2 separate regions of the Homo sapiens genome follow, and region 1 is linked to region 2. The links are chromatin contacts, found by Hi-C or POLR2A ChIA-PET in ENCODE. All regions are on one chromosome and are shown on one strand. Each heading gives the region's core, a stretch centred on a gene start or an enhancer-like site at or near the end of the contact. The rest is flanking DNA. Distances are from core to core; before and after follow the strand shown.

Region 1 (4,072 bases), core at 1,157-3,656, 38 kb before region 2:
TTGACACTGTGCATGGATTCATGTTTAGCTTCTCTTTTTTTCATAAACAGTTTACTGAGGTAGCTAACTTCTTTATAAAATTATCCAGAAAGAGGTCAACACTTTCCAGAAAGTGCTAGTTCTTGCAGTTCTGCTTTCAAGTATTTCAGACCAGCCAAGCAAAACTAGCTCCAGCATTTTTAACTCTTGGAGAAAGATTTCACTATTTCAAATGTATTTTTGTTTAGGTAGAGAGCATTAGAATAATATCTAAAATAAGTTGGATATTGTAGGTGAATCACAGTTCCTGACATCAAAAATAGTCAAACCATAGCTTACAAATACACTTTTGGGATCATTTTCCCTTGTACTAAAAATAAAGTTTTAAAGTAACCACTTGCCCAAAAAAAAGTTTCTCCTGCTGGAGAAAGTTGCATAGCTTGGGAACTTTTATCCCGTATTTACTCTGATCATGATGTCAACACAGCACTAGTTTGTGAATTAGTCCATTCTCATGCTGCTATAAAGAACTACCCTAGAGAGGGTAATTTATAAAGGAAAGAGGTTTAATTGACTCACAGTCTGCATTGCTGGGGAGGCCTCAGGAAACTTACAATCATGGAGGAAGGCAAAGGAGAAGCAGGCAACCTTCTTCACAGGGCGGCAGGATGGAGTGAGTGCAAGCAGGGGAAATGATAGGCACTTATAAAATCATCGGATCCCCTGAAACTCACTCATTATCACCAGAACAGGATGAGGGAAACCACCCCCATGATCCAATTACCTCCACCTGGTCCCACCCTTGACATGTGGGGATTATCGAGATTACAATTCATGGTGAGATTTGGGTGGGGACACAGAGCCAAATCACATCAGTTTGTAAGAGTATAGTCAGAATGGCTTTATAGTCAGAATGGCCTTACTGGACATTGCTCTCTTTTGTTTCTTTATTTGACCACTAATTTTCCATTTAGCTTCCCCCAGGCTCTTACTGTACTTCCTGCACAAATGTATCATTCTTCTGATGTCTTTGTGAAATCATGTCAATATTTCCAATTTTTCACACATGATTTTCTTTTTGTCATCACTTCAACCAAATTTTCTTCTGGTGCTAATTATTAAGTATTAAAATTATTAAAGAATTGAGAAATGGTTTCCGTTATAAAGCCCTGTCTTCATCATTTAGAACTTTACAACAATCCTCTTTTGTAAAGTTTTCCAGGAAATGGATGTCCCACAAAAATCAACAATCTTAAAATAAGTATCAGTATGGGCACTATTGTTTGCCTCTGTTCTTTCTCCTTGATTTTTATTCTTATTCTTTGTTACTTCTTTGTTCTAAGCGTAAAAGATGGAAAAATGATAAAGTAAGATCCTGCTTTCAAATTCTTAGGGAAGTCTAGGTTGCTTTGCTTATGTGGAGCAGTTCACAGAAGGAACTTTAGAATTAGCCACCTGTCCGAAGCTTTTAGCCCCTCCCAGTGTGGACTTCTTTCCCTGGGACTTTCATGGGCTGCCTGCATCTATCCTAGAATGTGCCTGTACCGGCAACCCCGTCAGACTAAACCAGGCTTGTTACAGTCATGATTTGTGCATCCTCTTTTGCTCGCTTAGGCAAATTCTGGATTTGTGTTAGAGTGGTCAGAAATGCCAAGAACCTGACTTCTTAGATTAAAAGACAAAATTGTTGGGGGGAGAAAGGTTTTTTAATGGTCTGAACATTTTCTCAGTTCAGAGCCTGAGATCTGCATGAGCTCACCATTGCTCTCGTTAAGTAATGTTCACTGGCTCACCGTGGAAACTTGAAGGCATGTCAGTGTACCTGAACCGTGCCTTTTTCAGGACTAACTCAAAGACCTTCAGGAAGAAATATTTGGGTACAGCCATCCGGGACCACAGAATCACAGGGCAGGAATGTGAATGTTGATGCTGGCGATTGTGAGCTGCCTGACCTTAGGCAAGTAGTCTCAATTCACCAAGCCTCCTTTCTTCAAAGGTAAGGATAGTTAACACCTTCCCTATATCCTCTCCAGGTTTTAGAGAAACTTGAAAGAGTTAATACATGTGAAATGACCTTGTAAACTGCAAAGTGTAGGTTGACTGTGACAGAATTATTATCAGTCAGAACCTGCATAATAAACTGGAAAATGTGAGCTATGTTCCAAAGAACATCAGGACCCTCTGTGGGACCCAGTTCCGGATACTTTGGCTGACTCAATCCACCGAAACAAAGGGTTATTTCAGAGCATGGCATTTAAATTGTTAGGCTTATTAGACCATTACCAGCAGGGCATTTGTATACCTTACAAATGAGTTCTTTATCTTCTTCCTTGCCTACGAAAGTTAAAGAAGTGCTGTGGTGGCCGCCTACGTAATTGGATTCATTGTGGAGCTCTACTTGAAGTTGCACTCATCTGAACTCATTCTTGAACATATAAGCCACTGCCCAGAACAAACAGGGCTCTTCTTACAGAAAGACTCCTGCGCTGTGAATCAGTCACAGATTGTATTAAACTTCCCAACACTACTCAATTTGTCAGGCAAGTTTTGTTTTATTTTTTCCCTAATCCTGGCCTTATTCCAAATTTTCCAACTATTCCTGGAATAAGTAGACTACATCCATCCATCTTTGCATTCTCTCAATTTCCAGTGGCCCTAGTGGGAATTTCATGTAGCTAGACTGACAGCAATTTGTATTTTGTTAAATTATGATTAATTGGAAACCTGTTTTTAGCATTTAGGTGGAATGTTTCTTGTAGTATTCCATTAGCATAGATATTAATACACTTGAGTGCTAATACCTCTGCCTTGCTTTCCCACACTTTGTTCACTTATATAAGCTGAATGAGATTATCCATGATTGTGTTCTTTCCGGTCACATCCTTTTGGATTCCCTGAATTCCATTGGAGCATTGGAGCCCAGGGAGCCTTTACCGTTGATTTTGCGACAGACAGGGCGAGATCCAGGAGATGAAATGTTCTCCCCAGTGCAACTCAGTTTGTTACTGGAAAAGCGAGAGCTAGAAACCAGGACTTCAGACTCCTAGAACCAGTGTCCTTTTGAAGATGCCGTGGTTCCTTGAAAAACCAGAGTAAAACTCTACAATTCAAAATCTTTAGGAAATACGTTAAGTTGTTTGAGATGGCCAGATTTTCTGTAGAGCTGAAGGGTATATAGCCTCTTGGTTGTTAGAAATGTGATGTTTAACCATTTGAGGAATCAGTGTCTAAAATGGACAGTCCAACCCTGCCTTCTTAAACAATGATGAACGTTTTCTTCTTGATCATTTCCTTTCCTGATGATTCTTAGCCTTTCTTGATCATTCCAGCTCATCAGTCATCTCAATTCTCAGTCACGGTGGAGGTGGAGTTGGGTGTCAGCTTAAACAGGTCTGAACCTGAGGCCTGCTTTCCTAGAGGAAGTCCTGGCCTGGCAAACCTTTCCATCTCTGACTGTCTCATGGAGTTCTTTGTCAGAGTGTTGGTGCAGGGCTCCTGCACCGGGTAGCAGGGCACCCCAGCTGCAGAGTGGTTTGGTGATGGGAACCTGAAACAGCCTTCTCCCTCGGAGTTCGAGAGGGAGAATCTCTTTTATGGAATAGCCAAATGTCTTGTGAATGGTCGGCAGCATGAAAAGCATTATCCTTTTCTATCAGTAACGCACAAGCACCTCCTCAACAGCTTGAACTTGTCAACATAGTTCATCACAGGCTTGATGGATTATTCTTCACTATTTTAAGAATTTGTGTTAGGCTGGGTACAATTTCATTGTCACTTTACCTCAAATTCTGATTCCAGGTCGGACATCCAAGAGAATTAAGCACAACATGTAGCCTTAGTTCCTCACCTATAAAAAAGTGATAGTACCTGTCTCCTAGAGTGGCTTGAGGGTTACATGAGAGAGTGAGTGTTGACTGCTTACATCCATACCTGATAGGTGACTGGCAGTCAATTTCGGATCGCTGCTATTTCTCATCATCTTCATCATCGCCATCTTCATCACTAGTGGCTGTTAAATCTATCAGCATCATCTTTTTTTGTGAAAGATGGCCACCACCTTTCTCATCTTTCAAGTATGTTAAATGAGAAAGTT
Region 2 (4,100 bases), core at 1,244-3,743:
CTTTTGTAAAGCAGCTTATACGTTGCTTATGTTATATGCTGACCGGAAACTCTGAGACTTCACCTTGAGAAAGACAAAATTCCTACTCTGAATGTTCAGCGTCTCACTTGTTTTAAGAAGATATCAAGGTGCATTTGAAAGCAACCTCAGACATTGCCCCTGACCTTCCTGGGTTGATAATGATGGGGGAAAGAAAGCCTTCCCTGTTCACTGGGGAGCTTGCAGGGTGCAGCGGGGTAGGCGTGGCTATGCAAACACCCTAAGGTTTGCGCAGCAGGTTTCCATGAATTTGCTCAAGGGTTGGAGCTCATGACCCACTCTAGACTGAGCAGACCAGAGTGGTTCCCTGCTCATGTGGTGCTGGGGGTACTCAGCAGAGAAACAGGAGTCTGCAGAAGATGCCTGCAAATCAGCCCAGGACTGCCAGGTCTGGCTTGAAAGGAAAATAGGGGATAACCAGACTGGGCGCAGATGCTAAGAAACCCTCTGGTTGGCAGGGTTCCCAGCCCCAGGGCACCCACGGCAGGGAGAGGGGTAGCTGGGGTTGGGCTTGCCTTTTCTCCTGCCCACTACCATTTTGACCCTCCTCTGGGGAACTTAGGACAGGTGACCCACCTTCAAGGCAGCTCCCAGAGTTCCATTTGATGTCCTTAGGGGCTGACAGATTGTCAGGGAAGAAGAGAGGAGCTTCTAGAATGCAGCCAGCTCCTCAGTAAAGCAAGTCCCCCTCAGGCTCTGAGCACCCCCCCAACCCGCCCCCACCACACACACACATACACACATACCTTGCTGGGATGGGAGAGGACCCTGTCCAAAGGCCTCCCCCAGTGGGAGGAAGCTCATCTGACACCACGCCAGAGAGCCAAAGTGTCTTTTCTTCCTCAAAGTGAGGACAGCGAACTTGCTGGGCCCTTCAAGTATAAATAAAGCATTTGGGATCCCCGCCCCACCCCTGACCTTTTTGCCCTGGGAGGCACAGGCTGAGCTTTGACCTTGGGTGCCTAGGCCTTCCTGTGTGAGTACACTCCTTTCTGCACGGGATAAGATTTTATGCAAATAATTACTTAGTACTCCTCTGACCTTTTCTGTTTGTAAAACAATGCATATTCATTGTGAAAACTTGGGGAGGGCAATCTGGAAGTGCAGAGAAAACCTACACCGCGCAGCTTGAGATGTAAGAGCTCTATGGACAGCCCTCTCATCACTGGTCAGCATTTCTAAAACCAAACTAGGATCGTAGGTTATTGTTCCTTATTCTTATTTCTTAAAGTCTCCTGGGAAGTGGCTTTTTTTTTTTTTTCTGGCATCTGATCCAGAGTCCCGGAGAGGGAGGTGCAGAGCTGCTGCTGGGTGGGGAACCCTAGGGGCAGGTGGAGCCCTGGCTCCCTGTCCCTGAGAAGCTGTGTCCTCTCAGAACTGTGGCCTAGGCTTTGGACTTTCAGAGCTTGCCTCTGTGGTATGAGGAGCGGGGAGAGACTGATTCCAAGAGCCCTCCTGACCTCAATGACAGTGACTTAAATTTCCATATATACTAAAGTCACCTCTGCTGATTTTCTGTCCATCTAGGTCAAGCGTAATTATTTGCAGTCCCTGTGCCTGTGACTCCCATAGCCCTGGGAGGGGGCTGTCATCCTATCTGTGCCACAACCAGAGTTCATATGTCCTTTTGCCCTCCCCATTACAGACCATCTTACAATTGGTCCTGGAATCACACCTGTCCTGACGCCTGGACATTGACCTGCCCATCTCCCGGAACTGGCGTTAGGTGCTGTTGCCTCACTGCAGTTCTTCCCTGGCAACAACTGACCTGTGCTTATTTTCTCTCCTCAGACCTTACACATAGGAAGCTCACACCTGGCTCCGCCAAATCCAGACAAGCAGTTTCTGATCTCCCCTCCCGCCTCTCCGCCAGTGGGATGGAAACAAGTGGAAGATGCGACCCCAGTCATAAACTATGATCTCTTATATGCCATCTCCAAGCTGGGGCCAGGTGAGCAGGGCCCTCGGGTGGGAGGGAGGCAGGGGGAGACACAGCTGCTGCCCTGCACCAGGGAGCAGTACCACCACTACCCCCGTAGCTCTCCTGAGCCCATGCCGGCATGTTTTGTGAGCTTCTCTGTATTCTTCTGCGCCACCGTCCCTTGTGCTGGGAGCATGCCTGCCTCTTGGCACCACCTGCAGTGTTAGAGAGACTGCGGCTGATCGTGGGGACCCTGCATCACGCCCCTCCACCCCCCGCAGTGTCCCAGGAATCCATTCCTGTGTCCACTGAGCACAGCCTGCGTGGGAGGCCTGAGCCCCGGCCCCAGGTTCTGTCGCTCCGGATAGGGATGAGTGATTGGACTTTGGAAAGGGAAAATCGATGCCCCCTTTAAGAAATGTTATTTTTAATCAAAATAAATTCTCCCTTTCCTGTGATTCTCACCTGGCCTTCTTAAAGGAAAAGGGAAGGAGAACCATAGGCCATGGTGAGGGAAGGGCCGCGGTCGGGCTGCCCTACCCCAGGGCCTGTGGGCTGGTCCCCTACAGAGCTTGCTAAAGAAAGAGGAAGTTCCCGTCCTCTGGAGGGACAAAAGTGTGAGCACTGCGGGGAGGGGGTAGGTTCCTCAGGCTCTTTGTCCAAAATGTGGGCCTTAACTGGTGGAATTGTGAGCAGTAGATGAGATCATCGAGTGAAAGGCACTTCCATCAGCACCTGGCTCACAGTCAGTGTTCAATGCAGGATTTTTGAAAACCATAAAATGTTGGTGGTTCCTGTCCTGTCCTCTAGGGTTTGGGTGAGGAGGCAGGTGTGAGGGAGAGTCTTGGGGTGAAGAGGTTTGAGCCTTCTCCTGCTCTGTCCGTGGAGCAAGTCAAATAAATGCTGAGACCGTCAGCTCCTCATTTCTCCTTGACCAGCAATCTGATGTTCCCTTGGGTTGAGGGTTTTGTTTTCTTGGTCCATCAGCAGTTTCATATTGAAAAGATTACATTTCTGAAAACATTGTCCAAACGGAAATTCCCTCTGTGGGATAAAGCAAGACTCACATTACTTACTGCTAATTGTGGCGTGAAGGTCAAGATCAGAAATGGCCATTTTGAGGAAGCGTGTGCTCCCCCCACAGCAGCTCCTGGCCCGGGGGCATGAGCATGGCTGAGGGTGTGGAGTCTTCCCCTAGGTTAGGAATGGGAGAAAACAGGGTCTCCACTTGCAAAGAGGTGTCCACAGTTCCAGAGGCAAATGCTGTTAATAAAAATTCTGCATACTCCAGAATATACCACTTCCTTCACCGAGGGCTTATTGGAGAAGGCTTTTTAGGAAATAGACGTAATAAAATCAGTTTGTCCTTGGTTCACTTAACAGTGAGCTTGAGTGAGATTTCATATTTCACCTGTGCTTTTCAACCAACAGGATTGCGGAGATTTTGCAAATTATGGTCCTAAACCCTGAGCTTTCTGGATTTTCGATGATTAGTAGGTAGATAAGAGACTTGCAAAGAGGTAGATTTGTAAGAGGCTCTTAACCAGCATTTTCAGCAATCCATCTGACCTCCCATGCCTGAATTCTCTCTCTCAGAGAGCTGAGCTCCTTTGCCTTTTTCAGTGCAGTTATAATAACATTCCAGTCCCACATGTGATAGAGAAAAGATCACCACCTTCCTTATCAGTAAAAGTACCTTCCAGGTTTAGAGGAGTAACCAGTGTGGCTGGAGGTAGGAAGCTCTCCTGGGCCGCTCTTGTCGGGCGGAAATCACACAGTGGTTGGTGCGGTGCCTCCTCGCTTACCCGAACTGCAAAGAAATCCCAAGCACAGGCCGGGCGCGGTGGCTCATGCCTGTAATCCCAGCACTTTGGAAGGCTGAGGCAGGCGGATCACGAGGTCAGGAGATCAAGACCATCCTGGCCAACATGGTGAAACCTCGTCTCTACTAAAAATACAAAAATTAGCTGAGTATGATGGCATGCGCCTGTAGTCCCAGCTACTTGGGAGGCTGAGGCAGGAGAATCACTTGAACCTGGGAGGCGGAGGTTGCACTGAGCCGAGATCTTGTCACTGCATTCCAGCCTGGGCAACAGGCAAGACTCTGTCTCAAAAAAAAAAAAAAAAAAAAGAAAGAAAG

Evidence for each region. Hi-C counts contacts between places; a loop is a spot of excess contacts on that map. ChIA-PET counts read pairs that join two places held with the same protein, here RNA polymerase II (POLR2A). Pooled maps may share reads with other maps.
Region 1: a loop to region 2 is called in a map of aorta, with 2.1 times the contacts of the local background. The contact joins two enhancer-like sites. A Hi-C loop is called at or near these places in 17 of 168 maps with a recorded cell type or tissue (CD14-positive monocyte, GM11168, IMR-90 and 12 more), 1 of 37 single-sample maps with no recorded cell type and 12 of 50 pooled maps. POLR2A ChIA-PET finds 5 or more read pairs at or near these places in 8 of 52 experiments (AG04449, AG04450, BJ and 5 more).

Annotation. Positions count from the first base shown.
Region 1 is chr21:34,557,670-34,561,741 of GRCh38, reverse strand. The region is part of intron 1 of RCAN1 (regulator of calcineurin 1); the gene reads left to right. Among named protein-coding and RNA genes, the nearest start is that of KCNE1, 47 kb to the right of the region's middle. Within about 2 kb of position 2,406, at least 2 of the 41 ENCODE cell types and tissues checked have a DNase peak (open chromatin) inside an H3K27ac peak, as active enhancers do.
Region 2 is chr21:34,519,389-34,523,488 of GRCh38, reverse strand. It overlaps RCAN1 (regulator of calcineurin 1), which reads left to right. Exons shown (of 4, transcript NM_004414.7): 3 at 1,831-1,990. Among named protein-coding and RNA genes, the nearest start is that of KCNE1, 9.2 kb to the right of the region's middle. Within about 2 kb of position 2,493, at least 5 of the 41 ENCODE cell types and tissues checked have a DNase peak (open chromatin) inside an H3K27ac peak, as active enhancers do.